2 separate regions of the Homo sapiens genome follow, and region 2 is linked to region 1. A link is a contact called in ENCODE Hi-C or POLR2A ChIA-PET data. All regions are on one chromosome and are shown on one strand. Each heading gives the region's core, a stretch centred on a gene start or an enhancer-like site at or near the end of the contact. The rest is flanking DNA. Distances are from core to core; before and after follow the strand shown. Region 1 overlaps RPS6KA5 (ribosomal protein S6 kinase A5). Region 2 overlaps DGLUCY (D-glutamate cyclase).

Region 1 (2,779 bases), core at 91-2,590:
TTCTATTGTTGCTCCAGGGTACTGCTTCTCTGGTACTTCCTTCAGAGACCATTTGTGTTGGTGAGAAAGCCTATGGTTTGTTTTTTTCCTGCCCTTGACACCTTAACATATCCTTCTCTCTGTTCTTGAATTCTTGAGTCTCTTCTGTCCCGGATCCCATTATTTATCACTGCGTGAAGAACCTGCTCCCTTAGGAACCACCCTCCCATCTCTACTTTTTCTAGCCTTTCCTACATTCCATTTTCCCATGGGTTTTCTCTGTCATCTGTCTTAAGTTGGAAAAAAGTTTCATATGATTCTTTCCCATTTCCCCTGTATTCCTTTTCATTATACCCTCATTCCTTGAACAGAATTGTTATTGTTTTGTTTTTCCATCCACACCCCTATAATGCAACCTTCCTGTGTAAATTTTAGGCTTAAGCTTTTCTATTCACATACTTTTATGCTGAGGCTTGGATTTTTATTTGGGCTGTTAGATGCCCATTTTGACATTGACATTAGGGGTTTCAAACCATCCTTAAAAGGTTAGATGTGACTTGCAATGTTATTGAACAATTTGATGATCCGGGATATTATGGCTCTATGAAATCTCCATGGTTCTTGGAGCTAGCTTGTTTTTATTCTGGGAAGAATTTTCTAGCTCCCCAGCTTACGGCCTGAATGGTTAGAGTCCAGCCAGTGCTGTTTGACTTTATAGTTCAAAGGGGGTCATTTCTGTGGTCACTATCCTATTTAACAGTCATGTCATGGTATGTCAAGGTAGGTCATCATACAAATAATCTGCATTCTGTTTTGACTGTTTTATTTTTAAAAATAATATCTCCTCCTTTTAAACTTTAAAAAATTTAGTAAAGTTTAGTAAACTTTCAAAAATTTAGTAAAAAATGTAGTAAAAATTCACTTCCTTCATTATGCTTTTTGAAATCTGGCTTTTTTTCTCATTCTTCCCCTATTAATGGTTCTTAAAAAAAAAAAAAAATCGCTGTTGACCTAACCAAATTAGAGTGTCTCAGTCTTCATGCACTTCCACCTTCTTGCTGCATTTGACTGCATTGATACTTCTTTTTTGATGTTCTTTCTTTGAATTTCATACATGGTTAGTTGAACCACTTCTCTGGCTCTTTTTCTTCTTGCCTCATAACTCTAGGTAATCATCAAGACTTGCCTTTCCTTTCCTGTGGTCTCTTGAAGGGCGTTCGTCTTAAAGCTTTAGCCATTGCCTTTCTCCTAGTAACTCTGTGCATGATGTCTCTGCAGAACTTTAGTTCCTTGTCTAGAGCTGCCTACATGAAAGCTCTTTTGGGGTTTTTTTCTGCCATTCTTCAAAATCAGTGTTGAAACCAAAAAACTTCCCCTTTTGACTTCCTTATTCTGTTGGTAACACTGCCATTCACCAGACTTGCATTTCTTATGCTTTAGATATAGGGCTGTCTTAGTCTGTTCAGGCTACAATAATTAAAATACCTTAGACATGGCCAGGCATCATGCCTGTAATTCCAGCACTTTAGGAAGCCAAGGAGGGAGGGTTGCATGAGCCAGGAGTTTGAGACCAGCTTGGGCAACATAGTGAGACTCGGTCTCTATTAAAAGAAAAAGCCCAGCAACCTTGGATTAGGTAATTTATAAACAACAGAAATTTATTTTTCACAGTTCTAGGCACCAGGAGGTTCAGTGTCTGGTGAGGGCTCTCTGCTTCATAGATGATGTTTTCTAGCTGTGTCCTCACATGGTGGAAGGGGCCAGCAGGCTCGCTCTAGCCTCTTTTATAAGAGCACTAATCCCATCCATGAGGGCTCTGCCCTAGTGACCTAATCACTTTCCAGTGGCCCCACCTCTTAATGTCAACACACTGGGGATTAGATTTCAACATACAATTTTGAGGAGAAACATTCACACCATAGCAGGGGCCAATAGGGAAAAAAATGGAACAGAAATTGAGTTAATTTATCTTTGAAAGTGAGGACCCTGTCCTGTGCCTTTTGTAGTTTCAGCACCCAAGACAGGTATTCAATGAATGTTTCTTAAACTGAGCATTACAGTGATTCTTGGGTTCACTCTTTCCTCTAGTTTTTACTCAGACCAGACCCTCATTAGTACACATCTTTTTTACTGCAATACCTCATTGTTTTTTAGCAATCATTTTTCCTTGCTTCTATGCACATTGTACATTACTGCCAGGAGAATTTTTCTAAAACATTACTTTTATGTAGTGAAGAGCCATTATTACTTACGGATTCAATTAAAACTAGTTAGTCTGGCATTCCAGGTTTTGAGCCAGCTAGTTCCATATACCTATTTTATGTTATGTTTTTCTCACATAAATTCATTATAGCTAGTTAGAACAGTCTTTTTATTATTCTCTCGTAGTAACATAGTTATTTCTACTTATACCTTTGCCCCAGCTGTTCTTCCAGTACAGAATTTCCCAGCCATCCTCTCATTTTTTTGCCAGTACAAATCCTGTACTTCTTAGCTAAAGACCTAACACGTAGCCCAGAACGTTGGCCTTTAGTAGGCACTCTTGACTGTTGAGTAAATGGGGACCTGTATTCTCAATGAGCTTTTCTAACCAGCTTCACATGATATTCTCCTTCATGTCCACATACTCCACAGGCCTGTTTATTAACTTACATTTCTCATATCTTATTTCAAGTTTAATAAATGATTAATTCATTGAATAAAATCTGGCATATGAGTGCCTTAGCATATACTGTGAAATGTATTTGAAATGGCTTCAAAAGCATTATTGTTCTCTTTATTTCTACCTTAATTGTAAAAG
Region 2 (2,887 bases), core at 45-2,544, 130 kb before region 1:
CCCTTTCTCTTGCAACATGGGGATTCAGTCATGTGACCACAGCCTCCCTCTTCCCCCTCCATCCTGCTTTCTCCCCTTTTAAATCCTGAAGTCCTCAAAATCATCTTTGGAGAAAGGCACAGACCCATCTCCTGGGCTTGTCCTTAACCTTGGCAAAATAAACTTCTAAATTGATTGAGAACTGTCTCAGGTACTTTTTGGTTTACAGTGTGATGGTCAATTTTATGTGTCACCTTGATTGTATCACAGGGTGCACAGACATTTGGTTAAACTTCATTTTTTTTGAGACAAAGCCTCAACTCTGTTGCCCAGGCTGGAGTGCAGTGGCACGATCTCGGCGCACTGCAACCTCTGCCTCCCGAGTTCAAGCTATTCTACTGCCTCAGCCTCCCAAGTAGCTGGGATTATAGGCACAAGCCACCACATCCAGCTCATTTTTGTATTTTTAGTAGAGACGGGGTTTCACCATGTTGGCCAGGCAGGTTTCAAACTCCTGACCTCAAGTGATCCACCTGCCTTGGCTTCCCAAAGTGCTGGGATTACAGGTATGAGCCAACACGCCCGGTCTGGTTATTTCTGGGTACATCTGTGAGGGTGTTTTGGGGTGAAATTAGCATTTGAATCAGTAGACTGAGTAAGGAGGATCCCATCCTTACCAATGGCAGTGGTCATCATGCAGTCTACGGAGGACTCGAAGAGAACAAGGAGGAGGAGGAAGGGAGCATTTGCTCTCTGCCTGGCTGACTGAGCTGGGCCTTTTCCTGTCCCTGTACTGGGATTTGCCCCATCAGTGCTCCTGGTCCTCAGGCCTTTGGACTCAGACTGGAATTTAGTCCTTATCTCCAGCTTGCAGATGGCAGATAGTGGAACTTTTCAGCCTCCATAATCCTGTGAGCCAATTCTTTATACTAAATCTGTTTGTCTATATCTGTATCTCCTATTGGTTCTGTTTCTCTGGAGAACAATGACTAATAGAAACAGAGATGCATGTGTCGTGGAAGCCTAAAATATTTAAAATATCTGGTTCTTTACCTAAAAGTTTGTTGAGCTCCTGCTCAGGAGCTGACTTTTGATTGAGCTCATGGTCTCGAAGGCCAATATAACTTAGATTCATGCCCCATCTGATATGGTCTGGCTCTGTGTCCCCATCCAAATCTCATCTCAAATTGTAATCATCATCATCCTCATGATGAGGAAGGGACCATGTGTGAGATGACTGGGCCATGGGGGTAGTTTCCCTGTTCTCATGACAGTGAGTGAATTCTCACGAGATTTGATGGCTTAAAATTGTGACATTTCCCCCCTCCCTCTTGCTCACTCTCTCCTGCCACCTTGTGGAGGTGCTTAAATCTCCTTTGCCTTCTGCAATGAATTTAAGTTTCCTGAGGCCTCCCCAGCCATGTGGAACTGGGGATTAGACCTCTTTCCTTTATAAGTTACCCAGTCTCGAATATTTCTTTTTTTCTTTTTCTTTTTTCTAGACAAAATTTCACTCTTGTTGCCCAGGCTGGAGTGCAATGGCGCAATCTTGGCCCACCGCAACCTCCGCCTCCTGGGTTCAAGCGATTCTCCTGCTTCAGCTTCCTGAGTAGCTGGGATTACAGGCATGAGCCACCACACCCGGCTAATTTTGTAGTTTTAGTAGAGATGGGGTTTCTCCATGTTGGTCAGGCTGGTTTCGAACTCCCGACCTCAGGTGATCCACCCACCTTCACCTCCCAAAGTGCTGGGATTACAGGTGTGAGCCACCGCGCCCAGCTGCGTATTTCTTTATAGCAGTGTGAGAATGGTCTGATACCCCATGGTCTAGATAGGCAGGGGACACTACCTTAGTGCCCAGAACATTTATCTGGATCAACAAAAACCCTCAGGACCAGAAGACAAAGGCAGGACCAAAGAGGAAAGTGTCAGGTCAATGTAACTAATGAGTATAGATATAAAAACTCTAAACAGAGTATTAGCAAACTGAATCACGCAGTGTCTTTTTGGGGCTCAGAAAATGATATCCCAAAGTTTGGTGCTTTGTCATGCTGAGTAGTTTGAACTGAAGGACATTGGGGGGCTCAGAAGCAAGATGTTACTGACCTTTTCCTGTCTCCATCTCTCCTGCTCCCCTCTCTCCCAAGGCAGGCCATAGAAACTAGAATTCCTCTTCCCTAAGGCAGGTGATAGAAACTAGAAACCCTCTCTCTCAAAGCCAGCCATAAAACCTAGAAATATTACTCTAACCTTCCCTTGCCTTTCTGTGTAAGAGCTAGCCATAGAGAAATTCTCAGGCCAAGTACGGTGTCTCACGCCTATGATCCCAGCACTTTGGGAGGCTAAGGCGGGCGGATCATGAGGTCAGGAGATCAAGACCATCCTGGCCAACATGGTGAAACCCCGTCTGTACTAAAATACAAAAAAAAAAAAAAAAATTAGCCAGGCGTGGTGGCGCACGCCTGTAGTCCCAGCCACTCAGGAGGCTGAGGCAGGGTAATCGCTTGAACCTGGAAGGTGGAGGTTGCAGTGAGCAGAGATCACACCTCTGCATTCCAGCCTGGCAACAGAGAAAGACTCCGTCTCAAAAAAAAAAAAGAAAAGAAATTCTCTACCTTTTCTGATAGTAGGCCATAAGACCCTTATTCCAAAAGAGGTCACATTCTACACTCCAGGTAAAAGAACGAGACACAGAGAGACCAAGAAGAATCTGAACAGGGCTGGGCATGGTAGCTCATGCCTGTAATCCTAGCAATTTGGGAACCTGGGGTGGGAGGACCCCTTGAGGCCAGGAGTTGGAGACCAGCCTGGACAACATAGGGAGACCATGTCTCTACGGGAAAAAAAAAAAAAAACCTGAACAGACACGTTCTGCTGGGCCTTTGCCTCCCATCACTCTATGAGCATT

What was found. Hi-C counts contacts between places; a loop is a spot of excess contacts on that map. ChIA-PET counts read pairs that join two places held with the same protein, here RNA polymerase II (POLR2A). Pooled maps may share reads with other maps.
Region 2: a loop to region 1 is called in a map with no recorded cell type, with 2.3 times the contacts of the local background. The contact joins two enhancer-like sites. A Hi-C loop is called at or near these places in 5 of 37 single-sample maps with no recorded cell type and 4 of 50 pooled maps. POLR2A ChIA-PET finds 5 or more read pairs at or near these places in 5 of 52 experiments (GM10248, OCI-LY7, activated B cell and 2 more).

What each region holds. Positions count from the first base shown.
Region 1 is chr14:91,008,237-91,011,015 of GRCh38, reverse strand. All of the region lies in intron 1 of RPS6KA5 (ribosomal protein S6 kinase A5), which reads left to right. Among named protein-coding and RNA genes, the nearest start is that of RPS6KA5, 51 kb to the left of the region's middle. RefSeq lists enhancers at 1,158-1,367, 1,378-1,427. Within about 2 kb of position 1,340, at least 8 of the 41 ENCODE cell types and tissues checked have a DNase peak (open chromatin) inside an H3K27ac peak, as active enhancers do.
Region 2 is chr14:91,137,083-91,139,969 of GRCh38, reverse strand. All of the region lies in intron 1 of DGLUCY (D-glutamate cyclase), which reads right to left. Among named protein-coding and RNA genes, the nearest start is that of SNORA11B, 12 kb to the right of the region's middle. Within about 2 kb of position 1,294, at least 2 of the 41 ENCODE cell types and tissues checked have a DNase peak (open chromatin) inside an H3K27ac peak, as active enhancers do.